2 separate regions of the Homo sapiens genome follow, and region 1 is linked to region 2. The links are chromatin loops, found by intact Hi-C in ENCODE. Cell type or tissue: HCT116. All regions are shown on one strand. Links, peaks and the distances in the headings refer to the core of each region. The heading gives the core; the rest is flanking DNA.

Region 1 (2,500 bases), core at 1-2,500, 700 kb after region 2:
GAGGCGGATGAATCACTTGAGGTCAGGAGTTTGAGACCAGCCTGGCCAACATGGTACAAACCCTGTCTCTACTAAAAATACAAAAATTAGCCAGGTGTGGTGGCAGGCACCAGTAGTCCCAGCTACTGAGGAGGGTGAAGCAGGAGAATCGCTTGAATCCGGGAGGCGAAGGCTGCAGCGAGCCAAGATTGTGCCACTGCCCTGCAGCCTGGGTGACAGAGCAAGAGTCCATCTCAAAAAAATTAAATAAAGATAAATTGATCGATTGATGGACAGATAGGAAGCAGAAGGAGAGAGAAAAGGAGAGGGTGGGAGAGGAGGAGGGAGAGGAAGAGAGAGGAGGAGAGAGAGGGAGGAATAAAGGAAAGAGGAAAGAAGGAAGAATATAGGTCAGGTTATAGGTTACTGTCACAAACACTTTCTATTCACCTCCTGGGAAGCCCCACTGCAGGAGCGGAGGGAAGTGGAGCGGCAATGGAGCAAGCTGGTTGCTCTAGCTTGGACGGATGAGAACGTTTCCTCATAGCAGTGCTCGGAAGTTAAAAAGAGGAATAAAGGCAAAGGATGCTGCAGCTGAGAGTCCTGCATTGCCAGACACATCATTCTTACCATTTATACGACAAAAGAAATTCATCATCCACTTGTCCCATTATAACCTCCTGGGAATTTAAACTTGATTGACAGTCAATTTAATGCAAAATCATTTGGGTATAGATTGTGAATTCAAAGCATCAATTACTATTGATCTATTTGACATCATTCTTTAATATGCATAAAGTCGTTTTTGATTTTTTTTTCCAAGCAAGTTGCTTCTTAGGAGGGAACGATACATAGGAAAAATATTAAAGTCAAGCAGCAGAGGAAAATATGTTCGTGTGAAAGTTTGGCTGAATCTAACTGTGAGGCCTTTGCAGATTCAAATGACTTGCCTGAGTTCCTACACGGGCCATTTAGAAACCTTCTAATGTTTTTAGAAGACTGAGGTGATCAGAAATCTTCAAAGGTGTTTCTTTTACTTTAACACACCCAAAATTAAAACCTTTATCAAGCTTCAATGAATCCTGACTCAATAAAAGCCTTCTAGTCCTGACTCCAGGGCAGAATGACACCCCAGGAACAGCTGCGACATTACCTGGTAAGACGCTGCGGCTATCCACACACATGGAAAAGATGCGCTCGTACACGAGCTTTCCTGGGAGGAAAAGGACAGATGGTGTTAGTATCACACTCTTCAGGAGCAAACAGTAAATAAATGTTTGTTAATTAGGGACCCAGAGCTATCATCGCCCAGACAGGCTTTAACTTGTGATGGTATGCTGCCACCTGGTGGGACAGATTTTAAGCCACATTTTTTTTGTTTTGTTTTTAGTTTTTCCAGTAGACTTTTACTTTCTTTGAAAGGCAGAAAAGTGATCGTTTTACCCTTTGGAATCTAAAGGAGTCTCAAGTATCTCCATCCACTCAGACGATGGTCCACACTCCATGCTAGGCCAGAGGTGAAAACAGGCAGCCCACGGGCTGAATCCAGCCTGTGACCAGTTGTGCATGGCCACTCCACAACACACAACAGCCCACAAAGTGTTTTAACATTTTTTGAATTGGTTACCAACACGTAAAAACTGGAAGAGGCTGGGCATAGTGGCTCACACCTGTAATCCTAGCACTTTGGGAAGCCGAGGCAGGAAGACTGCTTGAGCCCAGGAGTTCAAGAGCAGCCTGGGCAACACTGTGAGACAGGGTATGTACAAAAAATTTAAAAATTAGCCAGGCATGGCAGTGCACGCCTGTAGTTTCAGCTACTTGGGAGGCTGAGGTGGGAGGATTGCTTGAGCCCAGGAGTTCAAGGCTGCGGTGAGCCATGATCACCCACTGCCCTCCAGCCTGGGTGAGAGAGCAAGACCCTGTCTCAAACACAAAAACTAAAACAAACTCTACAACTTGGGAGAACTCACATGCCATATTTTCTCCTTCTTCACATAAAATATGTCAAAAATGTGGCGATATCTCTATAGGATAACACAGCTAGAGCAAATTAGTAGCTGCCCCTTGAAATGGCATATACACTAACCAGTTTGCCAGTCTCAACCACCCCCTACTGTCTCTCATCATCAGCGTGCTTTTCACTCTTTTATGTGACCTGCCTGGTCCCTAGAAGCCTCAGAATTTGAGATTCAACTAGAATGCAAGCTCCACAAAGGCAGAGATTTGTGCTTGTTTTGTTCACTGACATATTCCTAGTACTGATCAGTGCCTGGCACACAGGGGGTACTCAATATTTGTTGGATGGATGAACATACTAGAGGTTTTGTAGGTCATGGGTCACTTTCCTGACGACTCATCTTTGCCACTGTAGCATAAAAGTGGCCACAATGTGCAAACAAATTGATGTGGCTGCGTTCCAATAAAACTCTACACAACAGGTAGGCAGCCTGGACCCCTAAACTGGTATCAAAAGTTTTATTTATTCTGTGCATGTATTTTCAAAATGTTATCAATATGT
Region 2 (9,815 bases), core at 4,377-6,876:
GTCCAGTGTAGAGTAGGCAAATCAATCAATAGAAAATAGACCCACAAACGACAAATAATATAATCAGCAGACCAGAAAGTCAACACAGTTTAAAAAATACATTCCATTTTTTTCAAGAAAGTAGAGAAAAGCATGAGCATGATAAGTAGAGAAAAGGAAGATATATATTTTAAAAAACTACTACCCTACTTTATGACCTCTTCTTTACAGACTTTTTTTTTTTTTTTTTTTTTTTTGAGATGAAGTCTCACTCTTGTTGCCCAGGCTGGAGTGCAGTGGCGCGATCTCAGCTCACCACAACCTCTGCCTCTCCGGTTCAAGTGATTCTCCTGCCTCAGCCTCCCGAGTAGCTGGGATTACAGGTGACTGCCACCACGCCTGGCTATTTTTTTGTATTTTTAGTAAAGATGGGGTTTTACCATGTTGGCCAGGCTGGTCTCGAACTCCTGACCTCAGGTGATCTGCCTGCCTTAGCCTCCTAAAGTGCTGGGATTACAGGCATGAGCCACTCTACAGACTTTGATAATCACATGTAGCGTCTGCATCTGAAATTGTTTTTACATCTGTCCCACCTGCACCCTTCACCCCAGGCTGTTAGTTTCTTGAGGACAAGGACTTCATCATTTTCAAACATTATTGGTCAAATAAATGAAGAAATAGGCTGCATCCTTTCTCTTTATCCTTTGACCTCCTCTATCATCCTGCTGTTATCTTCCAGAAGGAGAAGAAACAGCTTCACAGGAAAAGTAGAGGAGATTTTCCCATTATGGTGAAAGTGCCAAATCAGAATGTGAAATAGGAATTCTGGGCTCTGTACCAGGCATTTACTCCTATGCTGTTAGCTGATGTTAAAGAGGGTGGATTTCTTTTCCCTTAGGTCTCACCTTCTGTGCCTTCAGGGGAAGTTGGTTGGAAGTTTGAATGGTTTGTTGTTGTCGTCATTGTTTTGTATTTAGGAGGGCTGTAATGGAACGAATACAATGGTTATTGATGGAGAGTAAGTTGAGAGAAGCTCAAGGGTGATTATTTAATGGCAGGAGGGGGAGAAAAAAAGTAAATCTATAAAGAGCTTGGGACACCAAGTCCAGAACTTCATGCATATAACAGCCAATTAACAATCAAATTTTAGAAAGTCTCAGAGAGGGACTTGCAAACACACAAATATCAGAAAAAGCATTTGTAGCGGAGACCAACCAAAACACTGGATTCTGGGAGCCTCTGTCTGAGAATGGAATTAACTTTGTTTCATAGAAGACTTTATAGGCTTTATAGGGGAGACGGGGAAGGACCTAGTTGTACATATTTCATTTCAATGCATAAACATATACCTATATACCTACAAGACACAGGATCTGGATCCAACTCTCTAAGAACCAGGACTTGGACTGTGAGTCCCAGAACATCCATGAAAGTGTTCCCACTTCTTATATGGAAGATGAGAGTAGTAGCTGCCCTAATAACTGGAGGGTTGCTAGAGAGATAAAGGAGACAAGGGATAGGTCACTTTGTGTAGTCACTTTGCAATGCATAAAAGCTAGTTCAACCATTGTGGAAGACAGTGTGGTGATTCCTCAAGGATCTAGAACTAGAAATACCATTTGACCCAGCCATCCCATTACTGGGTATATACCCAAAGGATTATAAATCATGCTGCTATAAAGACACATGCACACGTATGTTTATTGTGGCACTATTCACAATAGCAAAGACTTGGAACTAACCCAAATGTCCATCAATGATAGACTGGATTAAGAAAATGTGGCACATATACACCATGGAATACTATGCAGCCATAAAAAAGATGAGTTCAGGTCCTTTGTAGGGACATGGATGAAGCTGGAAACCATCATTCTCAGCAAACTATCGCAAGGACAAAAAACCAAACACCGCATGTTCTCACTCATAGATGGGAATTGAACAATGAGAACATTTGGACACAGGAAGGGAAACATCACACACTGGGGCCTGTCATGGGGTGGGGGGAGGGGGGAGGGATAGCATTAGGAGATACACCTAATGTAAATGACGAGTTAATGGGTACAGCACACCAACATGGCGCATGTATACATATGTAACAAACCTGCACATTGTGCACATGTACCCTAGAACTTAAAGTATAAAAAAACAAACAAACAAACAAAAAAACACATCGTACTGGCTCATGCCTGTAATCCCAATGCTTCGGGAGTCTGAGGCAGGTGGATCACCTGACACCTGGTCAGGAGTTCGAGACCAGCCTGGCCAACATGGTGAATCCCCATCTCTACTATAAATATAAAAATTAACCAGGAGTGGTGGTGCGTGGCTGTAATCCCAGCTACTCCGGAGGCTAAGGCAGGAGAATCACTTGAACCCGGGAGGTGAAGGTTGCAGTGAGCTGAGATAGTGCCATTGCACTCCAGCCCGGGTGACAAGAGTGAGACTCTGTCTCAAAAAAAAAAAAATCATACAGAAGAAAACTGCAGCATTCTCATCACCATCATTACTACCATTATTACCATTTTCATGGACTAAGCTGTTTCTCACTTCTCTTTATTTTCCCTCTTACTTCCTAGATGTGGCCAAAAAAAGCCATTTAAAAAAAATCTTTACATCTGCCAGAAATAGGGCTCATGGGAGCACGTGGGAGGGTGTTCCCCTCGCTCAGCACATGGAATAACACTTTATGAATACTTAATACATATAAATCGGCATGCTAAACATTGTAAATTTATCATCTAACTTAATCCCAAGGAAAGAAAAGAACTTTTATCGAGGAATGTGGGCTCTTTCAAATTATTAGGCCCAGAGAAGCATTCAAACGGCAATCACATCTTATTCTCCCTCTTTAGAGCTATGTATTCATCTGTCAAAACTGCCTGCTATTGCCACAAGTAGCTATGAATTAACCTAATAACACCTCACTGGACACAACATCCCACACTCTAAGGCTTAACAATGGGTAGCCAATCACTAATCAATGTTATTTCTGTAAATCAATGAGAATCCGCGGCAGAACTTTGTATCAGTCCAATCCTTGTCCCCCTCCTTTTTTGCCTTTAAAAATCTGCCTGTAATAAAGGCCAAGTGGAGCTCATATCCAAGGTGACTGATGTCTGAATCTTCCTTATCCTGGCTCAAATAAACTCTTTACGTCATATACTTTGCTTCAGCCTCTCCCTTTGATATTGGGGCTGTTATTCCATTTTACAGAGGAAGAAACATGCTCAGAGAGGTTTAAGGAACTCCTTGACACCATACAGATAACACCTGCCTGCCATTTATTTAGTGCCTACAGATGAGTCAGCACTTCAAATCACAGATAAGGAAGGAAGAGACAAACATTAGGGAACTTGCTCTAGGTTGCACAGTTAGGAAGTGACAGAATGCAAGATTCAAACTTGGATTCGCTTAAATGTAATACAGGTGCTCTTTCTGCCTCCCTGCCTGACGCTTGATGCTGGGCAATGACAAATATAAAATCTACCTCAGGCTGGGTGCGGTGGCTCACATCTGTAATCCCAGCACTTTGGGAGGCCAAGGAGGGTGGACAGCTTGAGGTCAGGAGCTCGAGACCAGCCTGGCCAATATGGTAAAACCCCGTCTGTACTAAAATACAAAAATTAGCCAGGCAAGGTGGCAGGCACCTGTAATCTCGGCTAGTATAGAGAGGCTGAGGCAGGAGAATTGCTTGAACCCAGGAGGTGGAGGTTGCAGTGAGCTGAGATCGCGCCACTGCATTCCACCCTGGGCGACAGAGTAAGACTCTGCCTCAGAAAAAAAAAAAAGAAAGAAAAAAGAAAAACAACAATAAAAAAAACTACCTCAGAACTGTGGCAAGATGTTTGTGTACATATGTGTGCCTGTGCATGACAGCATACAAACGTGCATAGTGTGTATGTGTGTATGCATGTGTGCATGAGTGTGCACATGTGCCTGTGTGTACATATGTGCCCATATGTGCACATCTTTGTGTATGCATGTGCTGACAGCTGCTAGTTAACGCAGGCAAGGGTAAATGATACTGCATCCATTCTTCCTGAGAAATTGTTAAGGTCCTTTTATCTTCAGCAAGAACTCAGAAGAGTCACTGGACCTGGGACACACAGAGGAGCTTTACAGATGATCTAATTCAACTCCCTCTTTGTGTCCACGAGGAAACTGACACTCAGAGTGCACTGAACCAGGAATCAAGAAATTCATATTTCAGCCTGACTTCTGCTGATGTGAGCAGTTCAAGAACTGCACTTAACTTCCCTCAGGTCATCTGTAAATTAAGATAATGATACCTCCTCTGTTATACTTGACGACCTGTGACTTCGCTGTTGACAAGGTATGGATGTCAAACCTTCTGGCCCTAAAACCGCCCTCTTTTACCCAGCCTGAGGCAGTCTCAAGACAAATCCCCACTGCTAAACTTGGCCTCAGAACCCTCCAGCAAATTCAGAACCTGGGAGAGTGCCTCTCTGGTACTGAAATGCTAAGCAGGAAGCTGATTCAGACTCTGAGATGCCTTGGGAGTGAAAACTTTCCCTTCCTTGATTCTTTCTGGCTCTTTCTAAAGAGCCCAGTGAGCCAGCTCCTTGTCCAGTCATTCTCCACTCTTCAAGGACTCCGAGGAACTGGCCTATCTTGTCAAGAGTTACCCTCTACTTGGAGCTCCTCAGGCGGAAAAGTAGCACTTAGAATCTTGGTCTCAAAATATTCCTGTCTGTGTTGCTCCTACTGGTGGTGACAGTAAATGAGACTGTGATGAACAAGTGGATGTGACCTGGTAACCACATAATGCTTTTACTATATTTTATTGGCATATAATATACAGATCATGCACATACATCACAAGTACAGCTTGATGAATTTTAACAAAATGAACGCTCCTGTGTAACCATCACCCCGTTCATGAAATACAACAGTGGCTGCTCCCAGAAGCCCCCTCTTGCCCCTCCAGTTCCTACATCTCCCAAAGGCAACCGCTATCCTGACTTCTAGCACCATACGGTGGTTTTGAACTTTATATAAAAGGAATATATATCATTTGAACTCAGTTTCTTACTAACATGTGCAACATTCTCTTTGTGAACCTGATCCATATTGTTGAGTTTAATTATACTTGGATCTCATTCTGATTGCTGACATGATTCTATTGGAAGAATAAAGCCTAATTTATTGATCCATTCTACTGTTGATGGACATGTGGGCTATTTCCAGCTTTCAGCTACTGGTAAGCATGCTGCTTTCTTATTTATGCCTTTTTGGTGAGCGCATAAGCTCATCTTCCTGAAGTGTATATATTCAGCTTTGGTAAATACTGCTAAGCAGTTTTACAAAGTGATTGTAACTCCACCAGTCATCATGGTTTTCACATTCCAAGATTCTTTAGCCTCCAGTATCTAGTAACAATTGACTCTACTTCCTTTGGTTCCAAACACACCCTTGTCTTTTTCTCCTCCAGGACCTTTGCACATGCTATTCTCTTGGCTGTTACAGTCTTTCCAGCTGATCTTCACATGGGCAAGTCCTCACTCTTTGGGTCTCCGTGTACACGTTACTACCCTCAGGACGGCCCTGTGCCTGTTATACTCATGACTTTATGCACAGTATCAAGCCCATGTTCAGTAAATGGTTAGCCCTAAACAAATGTTAGCTAATACTGCTGTTGTTGCAATAAATAGTCTTTAAGTCTCCCTTTCCAAAATTCTGTGACTCTAGGAAGTCAGACTGCCTAACTCTTATCCTGTGTGCGGATCCTGATGTGCCCCAAGGGTTCTAAATCCCTCACAGAAGAAGGGCAGCTGGCAGTTCCCATTTCTCCCGGTCCCCGGAGCTGCATGTGTGGTACCTGCTCTCTACTAAACAGCCAATAGAGGGCACTGTGGGAACACGTCCGCGGAAGGAGGGAGGCGTTGGTCAGAGTTCAGATGACACAGAATTAGAGCTGGAAGGGATCTGAAAAACCCATCTAGACCGAAACCTTCATTTTACAGATGAACAAACAGATGCCCAGACAGGAGATGTGACTTGCCCAAGGTCACACAGCTACTGCGTGGAGAGCGGAGATGACACTTACCCTCTTGGCATTCTCCACTCTGCGGGGGCGTTGCCAAGCACTGAATGAGGCAGCTGGCCCCAGGTGCTGAAGCTTTGAGCCGGCCAAGGCCCCTGTTTGCCAAGCCTATCACTGCCCTCAGTTTTCTCCTCCCTCCTATTCCATGAGAGAAAGGCTCTAGATGTTGGAAGTAGGACAAAACACACACTATCCCTTTGATTTTACAATTATCTTTGAGAAAGCATTTCACTTTCCTTAATAATGACTACCAATTATTGGAACTTTCTAGGTGCCAAATATCATACTGCATGCACTACATGCATTACCAAGAATGGTTTTAGGGTTTATTACCTCCCTTCTGGGAGTCTTTCCCTGATCTCCCGATTGAAAAAGATTGCTCTTCTCCCATTTCCTCTCTATCACACCAGCCAGTTTACTTTCTTCGCAGATCTTATAATTATTTTTATAATCGTTAGACTTACTTACTCATCTACTTATCTATCATCTGTTTCAATTCCTCCCCTCCTTCTGGTAGACTTGAACTCCATGAAAGAAGGATTCTGGAGCTAGATAGGTCTGGGTTCAAATCCCAGCTCATTCACTTACTAGCATTGTGGACTTGCATTCATTACTGAAACTCTCTGAGGCTGTTTCTCCCTTTGTAAAATGGGGACTCGTGCTTGGCCAAAGTTCTTGATTCCTTTGGGCCTCAGTTACCAAATCTAAGGGAGGATAATAACCCTTCATCTGCTGGAGAGAAGAGCCTCACAAGATGCTCTGAAGGTCTTGGAGCCGTGGTCAAAGGAGTACATAATGGCGTTGCCCAGCTGTGGGGCCATGACTGGGCACATGGTTTACAGATGCAAGTGGAACAGAAAGAAGAGAAAATTGGAAGATTTGAATCTAGGAGGCAAGGTTCCACTGTCCACACCGTTAACCATTATATTATGTGCCTTTTCAACCCTAGCTGCATCTATCCTGTCAGTTTCTCAGGTCCACTAACAATGAACCAGTTACTGAACTTAGGCTTCAGCCATCTTATTCCAGGGTTTCTCAAGCTCAATGCTATTTACCATTTTAGAGTTGAAGCAGCTAAGGCTCAGAGAGGTTAAGTTGTTTGCATACAGCTGAAAAGAGTTTGAACTTGTTCCTCTATGGTTTGTTTCATGCCTGGAGCAGTCAATCTTGCTCTCACCAACAGCTGCCAGAATCCAGCCAATAAATCAATGAGATGCCAACAAGGAATCTTCAAACTCATGCTGAGGACACCATAGAATAGATTCATGGGATAATTCCATCCATTCTGGATGTGTCTACATCCTAGCATCTCCCAAGATTTTTTTGTTTAACCCCAAGCTAAATTCCAAGGCTGTTACTTCCCCTTGTCTTGCTGTTGCCCTAAAATGTGTTTATTTCCCTGTGACCCAGAAAAGTCCTCACTCTTGGCAGCCAGAGCGGTGAATCACATGGTGGCTTTTCACCTGCCATTGGCACTAGGCAAACAGTTCACCACTGCTAAGAATCTCTTCCCACCCTTCTTAGAGCTTACTGCTGTTAGGACCTGCACTCAACCATGATGGTTTGTTTATGTGTGTCTCTCTACCTTTCTAACTGGTAAACTCCTTGAGAAAATGAACCATCTTATTCACCCAACACATGTAGTGGAGAAGCTGGCAGTTAAAGATGCTTTATGAATGTTTGTTGAATGGGTAGGTGGATGATGGTTGGATGGATGGATGAAAGGATGAATGGGTAGATGGATAGATGGATAGGTGAATGGTTGAATGAATGAATGGGTAGATTGACGGATGAATAGATGGATGGATGGATGGATGGACAGATGGACAGATGGACGGACAGACGGATGGATGGATGGATGGATGGATGGATGGATGGATGGATGGACGGATGGATGGACAGATGGACGGACAGATGGATGGATGGATGGATGGATAGGTGGATGGTTCAATGGATGGATGAGTGGGTGGATGGATGGATGGGTGGATGGGTGAAAAGATAAATGGATGAAAAGATGGATGGGTGGATGAATAGGTTGATGGATGAGTGAATGGATGGGTGAAACCCATACAACTCTCAATGTGACCACTGCTCACTACCACCCCCATCCAAACCTGTTCAGGTCCTATTCAGCATCTAGAGAAATCTTTGTGAAGATGCACATCTCATCATGTCACCCTTGCCCCCACCTCTGCCTGAAACACGCCAATGCCTTCCCACTACCCTTAGAATAAAATCAAATTTCCCTCCCAGAGCTTACATGGCCCTGCAAGCTGTGGTATCCACTGACTACTCCAGCCTCATTACATATCAGCCTCCCCCTCACTGATGATGTCTGGACACCCTGGCCATCCTTCATTTCCTAGAATGAGCCCAGCTCTTTCCTGCCTCAGGGCCTGTGTCTGAACTTGCTGTTCTCTCTGCCTAGAGTGCACTTTCTCTGACTCTTTGCATGTCTGACCCCTCCTTCAGGTGTCAGCTTCAAAATAAATTCTTGGGAAAATCTTCTTTTCCACCCCACCTAAATTACACCCCCCAACATACATTTTCTTTATAACGCTTGTGTAGTACATCAACATTCATTATAGCACTTTGTTGAACATTTGCATCATTATTTGTTTATATCTGTCTTACCTACTAAACTGCTAAGAGGACAGGGAGAGCAGGGACAATGTCTGCTTAAACTCACAGCTGTATCCTTAGTACTTATCAGGTAGTAGTACTCAGAAATATTTTTAACAGGGGCCTGGTGCGGTGGCTCATGCCTATATTCCCAGCACTTTGGGAGGTGGAGGCAGGTGGATCACCTGAAGTCAGGAGTTTGAGACCAGCCTGGCCAACATGGTGAAACCCTGTCTCTACTAAAAATACAAAAAAAAAATAGCCAGGCGTGGTAGTGGGCGCCTGTAATCCCAGCTACCCACAAGCTGAGACAAGAGAATCGCTTGAACCCAGGAGGCAGAAGTTGCAGTGAGCCGAGATCATGCCATTGCCCTCCAGCTTGGGCAACAAAAGTGAAACTCCATCTCAAAAAAAATGTATTTTTAACAGGTAGATGGATGAATAGACAGACAAGTACAGGATATGTTCTGACATCTCATCAGGCTGAGCACACTAGGGGTACTGCATGAGGACAATACCCAGGTTGTTTTCCTTTCCACTGAGCATCACTGATAAACATATTTAGGGACAGAACCATGGAATCGAACTGCCTTATAGTTGGATAGGATCTCTTTGATCATTAAGACCAACTTTATTTTACATTGGGAGAGATAGAGCCCAAAAGTGGAAGACACTTGCCCAGGGTCATTGTGGTAGGAACTACTTGTTACTAGTAGTTAGAATTAGCAACAGCCATTCTCTTCTTCATTCTAACTAGTAGTAAAGAATAGATACTTATAATCAGAACCCAAATTTTGTTGGTGGTGGTCATATGCTCAATTAGAAAAACTACATTTCCCAGCCTCCCTGTGAGAGAAAGGTGGTCATGGACTAAGTTCTGGCTAATGACATGTAAGTAAGAGTGGAGATATAAGTGTGGCTTCCAGAAAAATCCCCTTAAAAGAAGGTCTAAACCAGAGTGTCCAATCTTTTGGCTTCCCTGGGCCACAGTGGAAGAAGAATTGTCTTGGGCCACACGTAAAATACATTAACACTAACAATAACTAATGAGCTAAGAGAAAACAATCCTAAAAAAATCTCATAATGTTTTAAGAAAGTTTATGAATTTGTGATGGGCCACATTCAAAGCTGTCAGGCTGCATGCAGCCCA

The links. Peaks named below come from ENCODE experiments on the same cell type or tissue, not always from the same donor. Only the 100,000 strongest peaks of a DNase experiment are listed, where the experiment ranks them.
Region 1: it touches region 2 in a loop (2.5-fold over the local background); 2 of 110 quality-filtered maps call a loop at or near these places.

Annotation. Positions count from the first base shown.
Region 1 is chr16:19,600,356-19,602,855 of GRCh38, reverse strand. VPS35L (VPS35 endosomal protein sorting factor like) reads right to left here. Exons shown (of 31, transcript NM_020314.7): 9 at 1,133-1,192. Among named protein-coding and RNA genes, the nearest start is that of VPS35L, 46 kb to the right of the region's middle. In HCT116, for the core only: a CTCF peak has its summit at 1,319 (motif pointing left); a DNase peak (open chromatin) is centred at 1,295.
Region 2 is chr16:20,296,679-20,306,493 of GRCh38, reverse strand. No RefSeq gene overlaps it. Among named protein-coding and RNA genes, the nearest start is that of GP2, 26 kb to the left of the region's middle. In HCT116, for the core only: a CTCF peak has its summit at 5,848 (motif pointing right); a DNase peak (open chromatin) is centred at 5,843; H3K27me3 peaks cover 1,827 bases.